2 separate regions of the Homo sapiens genome follow, and region 1 is linked to region 2. A link is an interaction called in ENCODE POLR2A ChIA-PET data of the cell type or tissue named here. Cell type or tissue: OCI-LY7. All regions are shown on one strand. Links, peaks and the distances in the headings refer to the core of each region. The heading gives the core; the rest is flanking DNA. Region 1 has its middle 3.7 kb from the start of ITGB1. Region 2 overlaps CCDC7 (coiled-coil domain containing 7).

The links. ChIA-PET counts read pairs that join two places held together with the same protein. Peaks named below come from ENCODE experiments on the same cell type or tissue, not always from the same donor. Only the 100,000 strongest peaks of a DNase experiment are listed, where the experiment ranks them.
Region 1: POLR2A ChIA-PET joins it to region 2 with 6 read pairs; 2 of 35 experiments call an interaction of 5 or more read pairs at or near these places.

The regions. Positions count from the first base shown.
Region 1 is chr10:32,959,707-32,964,111 of GRCh38, forward strand. No RefSeq gene overlaps it. Among named protein-coding and RNA genes, the nearest start is that of ITGB1, 3.7 kb to the left of the region's middle. RefSeq lists an enhancer at 4,000-4,405. In OCI-LY7, for the core only: a CTCF peak has its summit at 2,194 (motif pointing right); DNase peaks (open chromatin) are centred at 585, 2,205 and 2,623; H3K4me3 peaks cover 3,305 bases; H3K27ac peaks cover 3,696 bases.
Region 2 is chr10:32,736,429-32,740,833 of GRCh38, forward strand. The region is part of intron 29 of CCDC7 (coiled-coil domain containing 7); the gene reads left to right. Among named protein-coding and RNA genes, the nearest start is that of SNORA86, 160 kb to the right of the region's middle. In OCI-LY7, for the core only: no CTCF peak of the experiment used is centred there; no DNase peak of the experiment used is centred there.

The DNA.
Region 1 (4,405 bases), core at 323-4,322, 220 kb after region 2:
TTGCACTACAATTTCCAGAATTTTTTTCCCTGTACGTGACTGGTGGAGGCACTAGCTAGTCTTTGCTACAAGAACATTATGAGATTTACATATGCACAACTCTAAACTAAATTAGTTCCTCCAGGACAATTTACTGAGCTTTTTAACACCACCGTCAAGCACTGTTGCAAGGACAGATAATAGGGGCTCAGATAATATCTGATAAATGAATAAATGGGTCCTTTTGCTCTCCCAGGACTGGGCTAGAGCACTTGACTAAACTGATGTGTGAGGTAGCAATTTGTGTACAGAAGTCATGAGTTTTGAGGAAAAAGAAATTAAAGAAACATGTTCTCTAAAAACTGCAGTCATTGGTCAAGAATACGAGTCTACTTGTGATTTCATACAAATAATGGGTGGACAGTGAGCTATGAAATTTATGAATACTCTAAGCAAAGGTTGGTCAGCATACGTGCTAAACAGGAAATCCTGATAAGTAGGAATAGTGCAAGCCACACTGCAACTTTTATCATATTAGGTTGGTGCAAGGTCTACCAGATGTGTCTTGCCTTCCCATGTGTAAGGTCAACCAGATAGCTCTCACCTTTCCATGTCTAAGGTCAACCAGGGGGTGCTTGCCTTCCCGTGTCTAAGGTCGACCAGATGGCTGTGTGCACCAACCTAATAGAACATCATAAGTATCTTGAGTTCAAGATAAATCCATACCTTACCTACACTGTCTCCCAATTATTATCAATTGTCTTCTGCCATCTCTTAAGTCATTATTATGTCAAATAATTAAAGTCGGTGTTTCCTTTAGTTTTGTCACTGGTGATACTACTACTTGCTCTTCAAAATGTATCTTTATTCATCTAACATTTTGCAAAGTAAAGTTTCAAAGTTGTTCAGCAAGAAAGACATTATTGGATGCCCAGGTTTGTATTAGTTTGACTTATATTATTATTAATTAGCACCCCTTTTAACTCTCAAAAGTATGTCCTAGTATAGATGATAATTTATATGATCACTCTATAAATAAGAGTGTCCAGATAATAAGGAATAAGAAGAATAATTTTAGAAATTCAAAGGGGATTCATAAGGATATATTGCAAATCAGGTTCCAGGTTTATAGGTGAAGACTAATTTCAACATTGGTGATAATAAGGGGAAAATGAGTTGCAGCGTGGGGGTGAGTATGAAGAATTAGGCAGTTGCTATGTGATGAAAATGCCCTACTAGGAGATTTTATTAAGAAAAAAATCTTATTTTTTTTCTTAATAACAGTACCCTGGCTGATAAATGGGACTTGGATTTTAAATACCATTGGATAATAAATGTATGTGATGGCTTTGGAGCAAATTGATTGACAATGGCTAGGTAAGACTTCAGCCACTTTTCTAAGGACTGTTTCTATAGACTAACCTAGATATATTTTTCTCATCCGTCACTTCCAGTTACTTTGAATGTAACTCCTTCTGTAAACATTAAAAAAGAAAAAGATGAAGGGATAGGGATGGAAGGAATAGAGGTCTCTGATAACATCCTATAATACTAACATAGAAGTGCTTCTGAATCATAAATAACTCCATTCCTTTCCCTGAGAAACTAAAATCACTGTTTTAAAATGTGAATCTGCTACTCAGGAGGCTGAGGCGGGAGAAGTGCTGGAGACCAGGAGTTCGAGACCAGACTGAACAACGTAGTGAGACCACCCCCGCCCCCGACCCCCAGCCCCAACTAAAAAATAAGGACTAAAATTAGCCAGGTGTGGTGGTGCATGTGTGTAGTCCCAGCTGCTCAGGAGGCTGAGGCAGGAGGATCACTTGAGCCCAGGAGCTATGATCATGCCACCATAGTCCAGCCTGGGCAACACAGTGAGACCCATCTCTAAAAATGTGAATCTGTGTGTATTGGTGTAAAGCAACCCTGGGAATTATTGACATTTTGAAAAACAAGAAGGGGTGAGACAGTCCTGCCAGTTCCTCCTTTTTCAGTCTCCATATGTATAAATAACATGCAAATAGTCATATAACGCAGAGAAACTGGAAGTGTATTGAATTTGCAACTTTTTTTTTTTTTTTTTTTTTTTTTTTTTTTGCTTGAGGGCTTCCATTTAGTGAGCACTCCTCAGTACTCACAGCAGAGTATTGCCAGAGGAACTGTAAAAAATTAAGTTTGCTATCAGGCAACCAGCAATTGACTAGGTATGGCATGTATCAGTGTATCCACCAGGCGGTACTGAGGCTTCATTTCTTTGCTTATTTGAAAATAAGGTGGAAAATGGCACAACAGCCTGACCTGATTTGCAATGTGTCCCTTAGAGCTTAGGCTAGCCATTCAGTCTTTTCCTTTTCTAGGTAACTAACAGTGGCTGGACTATGGCTTTGAATATGGGTCACAGATGAGTAAGCCTTCCTCAACTGGTTCTGCTTCCTGTTTTCCATATATAGGGGCCCCATTTTTTCCTTTTCAAGTCCACACAGCATTGCCTCCAATGGGTGTGAGCATTCCTTACCAGCATTCAGATGCTGAACATTTTTAACAGCCTACGGGAAACAGTGTTTTAGGCAGCTCTTTTCAAACACTGAGTTTCTTCAGCTGTGGAAGAGAATGTCCTTCCCAAATAAGAATTAAAAAAAATGCCCAATATAAGCAATTGAATAGCACTGGAGTTATTTTTAGGAACCAGGGTCACTCACTACAGGAAATGATCGTGTTGCCAATGCGTTAAAGCTAGTGACTTTAAAAAATATTATTTATTTTCTCATTTAACTGCATCTCGAGGAAAGTTAGCAGTTGCAATTTTAAGTTAGGAACTTCTCAATTTCAGGCCAGATTCATTAGGGAGTAGGAAGGATACCTTTCACTTAAAAAAAGGCATTTGGGCTAAGTAAGAACACCTCCCCTGCAACTCCCTCCCGCCCTCCCGCACAACACTCAAATTAATCCCCACAACATATTATCTTAGGCAGAGTTCTTGCCTCATGCCTATGAATGGGATGTCATGAAACCCCTAAAATTCTAGACAGAATTTTACTTACACATATATATCTGCATTGTTGTGGTTTGAATGAGATCTTAACCACAAAACATTAAGAATAACTATTTTAAGCACTTACACGATTAGTTCTTTTATAGACTACCTGCCTAAACAAATGTCATTGTGGTTGCCTTGGAACTGTGAGTCGTATATTGATTAGTTTAATCAAAAACAATATTTAAAACATCAGATAGTGCTTCCAAATATTTTCTTATGACATGATTTTCACTGCATGTTATTTAACCTGCAAGAGGTAGAACAGAAAAAGCAGAATCTTTCGTGATCAAACCGCACAACTAAAGAGTGTGCTGTTTATGTCTACTTTTCAAGGTAAGATAAACTTCAAAGAGAAATGAACTTTTAATTTCAAATTCCAATTTACATATTAGGACTTAAATGACTTCAAATCATATCTAAAAATCACCATAACCAAACCATTGTAAATTTTTACTTACATTGAGAATAAAAATAAATAAATGTTAAGTATATTTCCTAATAATATTTGCCATGCAGCATTTGGAAGAACAAGTCCTGTGACGCTTCTACTTTAAGATTTCTGCATTGTTGTTGGCTGATGTCATAGACTGTTCCTCTATGATCACAAGAATTCCCTATTTAGAACTGCATATGGGTGCCCGTTGGGTAACGTTTCAAGTTGAAAGAATTTTGCATTTTGTGTTATTGTACTAGAATGAAATAATCTTAATCTGAAAAGTTTTGATGGTTAAACTCTTTAATATTTTTGTATTCCTGACTATTTTCTTCATTTAGCTAAGTTTACACTGAAGTCCTTAATTACCCTTCTCCTTTTATGATAAAAATAACATCCTTCATTATCTATAATTTTCCAGTGGCTTCCACATGCCAAAAACGTCAACTACACAATTTTTCTCTTATAGTCAGAACACTGGCTTGTGGAAATGAAGCACTTCATTCGAAATTTCACCAGTAAATGTTGTTGATGTGTGATCTCTAGCTTACAGAATAGATGGAACTGCATTCTTACATTTAAACAATTATCCTCTGATTAAATAAATTCAAATACATCTAAGGAATAGAATAATTATCAGTTTTAAATAAAAATTAGTTAGACAAGTTTAACAAGATGCCCAATGCGTTGCAGTACATAATCCTTTTTGTGAAGTTTTTTTTTTTTTTTTTTTAAAGACGAATTCTTGCTCTTGTCATCCAGGCTGGAGTGTAATGGCGCGATCTTGGCTCACTCTGCCTCCCAGATTCAAACGATTCTCCTGCCTCGGCCTCCCGAACAGCTGGGATTACAGGCGCCCACCACCATGCCTGGCTTTTTTTCGTATTTTTAGTAGAGATGGGTTTTTGCCATGTTGGCCAGGCTGGTCAACAAAGTAATTTTGATAGTATCCACAT
Region 2 (4,405 bases), core at 190-4,189:
GTGCACAATGTGCAGGTTAGTTACATATGTATACATGTGACATGCTGGTGCGCTGCCCCCACTAACTCGTCATCTAGCATTAGGTATATCTCCCAATGCTATCCCTCCCCGCTCCCCCCACCCCACAACAGTCCCCAGAGTGTGATGTTCCCCTTCCTGTGTCCATGTGTTCTCATTGTTTAGTTTTCTTTATATATCTCTTATACATATTTTGTTAGGTTTATAATTACCTCATTTTTTTGGTGATAATGTGAATAGTATTGTGTGTTTAATTTGAAATATCACTTGTTCTTTGCTGGTATATAGGAAAGCAGTTGACTTTTGTATATTAACCTTGTATCTAGCAACCTTGCTATAATGACCTATTAGATTTTTGCTGTTGTTGAGCAAAAACAATTTTACTCATTTTATATTTATTTTATTCTCTTTTCTTGTCTTACTGCATTAGTTAGGACTTCCAGTACAATGTAGAATACATGTGGTGAGAAATGATGTCCTTGATTTATTCCTTATCTTAGAAAAAAAAGCATCTGTTTTCTCATGATTAAGATATTAGGTATTTGTTTTTTGCAGATATTCTTTATGAAATTGAGGAAGTTTCCTACTATTCTTAGTTTGCTGATAGTTTTTAAAAATCATAAATGGGCTTTAGATTTTGCCAAATGATGTTTCTTCATTTCTTATTGATCATATAATTTTTTCTTTAGTCTGTTGATGTGGTGGATTACATTAATTGATTTTTGAATATTGCATGAATGTTGCGTACCTGGGATAAACCCCATTTGGTTGTGGCATATAATTCTTTTTATACATTGTTGAATTCAATTTGCTAACAATTTGTTGAGGATTTTTGCATCTTTATTCATGAGAGATGTTGGTTTGTAGTTTTTTTCTTATAGTACCTTTATCTACTTTTGGTATTAGGGTAATATAGTTTAAATGTATTATGGAATGACACTGTACTTTGTGTGACTTTTGTTCTTTTAAATTTGTTAAGGTTTGTCTTATAGCCCAGAATAAGATCTGTCTTACTGAGTGTTCCACAGAAGCTTGAGAAGAATGTGTATTCTGCTGTTTTTGAATGGAATAATCTATAAGCATCAATTAGATCCAGTTGATTGGTGATGTGCTAAGTTCAACTATATTCTTAGTGATTTTCAGCCTGTTGTAGCTGTGAATTACAGTTAGATGGTACTGAAGGCTGCAAATATAATGAATTTGTCTGTTTTCTTTGCAGTCCCATCTGTTTTTGCCTCATGAATTTTATTGCTCTGTTGTTAGGTGCATACTTATTAAGTATTACTATGTTTTCTTGAATAATGACCTTTTTATCACTGTGTAATGTCCCTCCATGTCTCTGATCATTTTTCTTGCTCTGAAGTCCACATTGTCTCAAATTAATATAGTTTCTCCAGCTTTGCTTTGATTAGTTAGCATGGTATATCTTACTCTGTTACTTTACTTTTAATCTTATCATTTTCATATATTTAAAGCCAATTTCTGGTAGACACCATATAGTCAGATTTTTTTATTCACCTACTCTGACAGCCTCTGTCTTTGAATTGATATATTTAGACCATTCACATTTAAAGTGATTATTGACATATTTGCTTCAATATCAACCGTATTTGTAGCTATTTTCTCTTTATTGTCCTAGTTCTTTGTTTCTTTTTCACCTTCCACACCTTTCCTGCCTTCTCTGGCTTTAATTACATATTTAATATGATCCTATATCTTCTCCTTTCTCAGGATATCAATTACATTTCCTAAAATTTTGTATAGTGGTTTCCTTAGAATTTACAATGTACATTTATAGAATATCCAAGTCCACTTTTAAATATCACTATATCGCTTCATGGATAATGCAGGTATTCTGATTTCAGAGAATTCCCATTTCCTGCCTTTTGTCACTCATAAGATTCCTGTCATTTATTTCACTTATATATAAGCTATAATCATGGAGAACATTGTTACCATTATTATTATGAATAGTCTGTATCTGTTAGATCAATTAAGAGAAAAGAATATAAAATGGTTTCTTTCACTTTTTTTTTTTTTTTTTTTTTGACAGGGCCTTGCTTTGTTGCCTAGTCTAGAGTGTCATGGTGTGATCACAGTTCACTACAGCCTCGACCTCCTGGGCTCAAGTGATCTTCCCACCTCAGCCTCCAAGTACCTGGGACTACAGGCACATGCCACCATGCCTGGCTAATTTTTGTATTTTTTGTAGAGCTAGGTCTTTGCCATGTTGCCCAGGCTGATCTTGAACTCCTGAGCTCAAGCAATCCATCTGCTTTAGCCTCCCAAAATGCTGGGACTACAGGCAAGAGCCACCATTCCTGGAGTTTTTTACTTTTATTCCTTGTCTAATATTTTTTCTCTCTTTATGTAGACCTGTGTTTCTGACATGTATTATATTCCTTCTCTCTGAAGAATGTTTAAAAATATTTTCTTCCAATGCAAGGATACTGGCAACAAATTATGTCATTTTTTTTCTGAGAATGTTTTTATATCTCTTTAAGTTTTGAAGGATTATTTGTCTGGATACAGGTTCTAGTTGGTTGTATTTTTCTTCAACACTTGAATATTTTAAATATTTTAAGTTTTTCCCACCTCTTTTATCTCTCAAGATTTTCTTTTTGTCTTTGATTTTCTGTAGTTTGAGTATAGCATATGATTAGGTCTAGACATTTTTGCTATTGACCATTTTTTATGTTCTCTGAGCATCTAGGATCTGTGGTTTGATGTCTACCATTAATTTTCGAAAATTCTTAGCCATTATTATTTCAAATATTTCTCTTTTCTTGTTTGCTTTTTCTCCTTCTGTTACTCTCATTATGTACGTATTATACCTTTTGTAATTTTCCCAAAGATCTCGGTATTCTGTTTATTTTATTATTTTTTCTCTTTTCAATTTTAGAAGTTTCTAATGACACGTTTTCAAGCTCACTTATTCTTTTTTGACTGTGTCCAGTATACTGATAAGAACATCAAAGGCATTCTTAATTTCTGTTACAATGTTTTTTATTTCTAACATTTCCTTTTTTTCTTAGTTTTTCTAGCTTCCTGCTTACATTATCTATTTCTTATTACGTGTTGTCCACTTTTTCTATCAGTGGTCTTAATATCTTAGACATAATTATTTTAAATTTCTGGTATGATAATTTGAAAAATTCTGCCATATCTGAGTTTGATGCTCATGCTTAAACTGTCTCTTCAGACTATGTTTTTTTTTTTTACTTTTAGCATGACTTGAAATTTTTGTTGTTGTTGTTGAAATCTAGACATAATGTATTGGACAATAGGAACTGAGGTATGTAAGCATTTAGTGTAATATGGTTACCTAGCTAGCAGTTAGGCTGTGTTTTCTGTTTGCTGAAATTGTAGGTATCAAATGATAAAATTTTCTAAAATATTGTCATTATTTTTGCCCCCCCCCACCAAACTGCTGTTTCTGGTTTCCTTTTAGATAGGGTCTGAGGCTTGCAGATATTTTAGCTGTAATCTGCTATTATTATGCAGGAGCCTGATTAATGTGGTGATAAGATGTCATGGGAGGAGAAGCAATCTATAATCCTCTAATTAGGTCTCAGTCTTTTAGTAAGCCTGTGCCTCAGGAGTCTACACTTCACAGGAGACTCCTATGTTTTTCTCCCCAACATCCCAGGCCCTTAGGTGAACAGGAGGTTTATAGGGGGCTGAAACTGGGTATTTCCCTTCCCCGTGTTGAAGGGTAGAAAGCAGCTGGAGTTGGATATTTCCTTTCCCCCAGGTCTATATTGTATAATAAAGCCTGTGTTAGTTATTCTCTCTGATAAAATAGTTTCCCTTGAGTGTAGTCTTTTGTTAAGAACAGAAAGGTCTGAATGTGATTTAAAATGATTTCTTTAATATAATTAATGATATATTTGGATTTACATGTTTCATTTTTGGGAGGAAATACAGTTGATACTTGAACAACATGAGTTTGAACTGTGTGGGTCCACTCATATGTGGCTTTTTTTCCAACCAAATATAGATTAAAAATACAGTATTTGTGAGATGCAAAACCCAACATATACAGAGGACCCACTTTTCATATACAAGTTCCACAGGGCCAACTACAGGACTTGACTATGTGCAGATTTTGGCATATGTGTGTGAAGGGGTGGTCCTGGAACTAATCCCTATGTATACCAAGGAATGACTGTATACAGACTCATGAACCAAAGAACAAACTTCTCCTAATTTTAATTGAAAAGATTCCAGCAGTGTGCATAATTTTAATATGTACTGAAAAGACTATCTGTTTTGGTGGCTCCAAGTTCTTAGTTTGAGATTGAGTTTTAATAAAGGATTAAAACTTTATCTTTGTGTTTTCTATTTTTTCCTATCTTACTTATTTTTACTTCTCTCACATTTATTG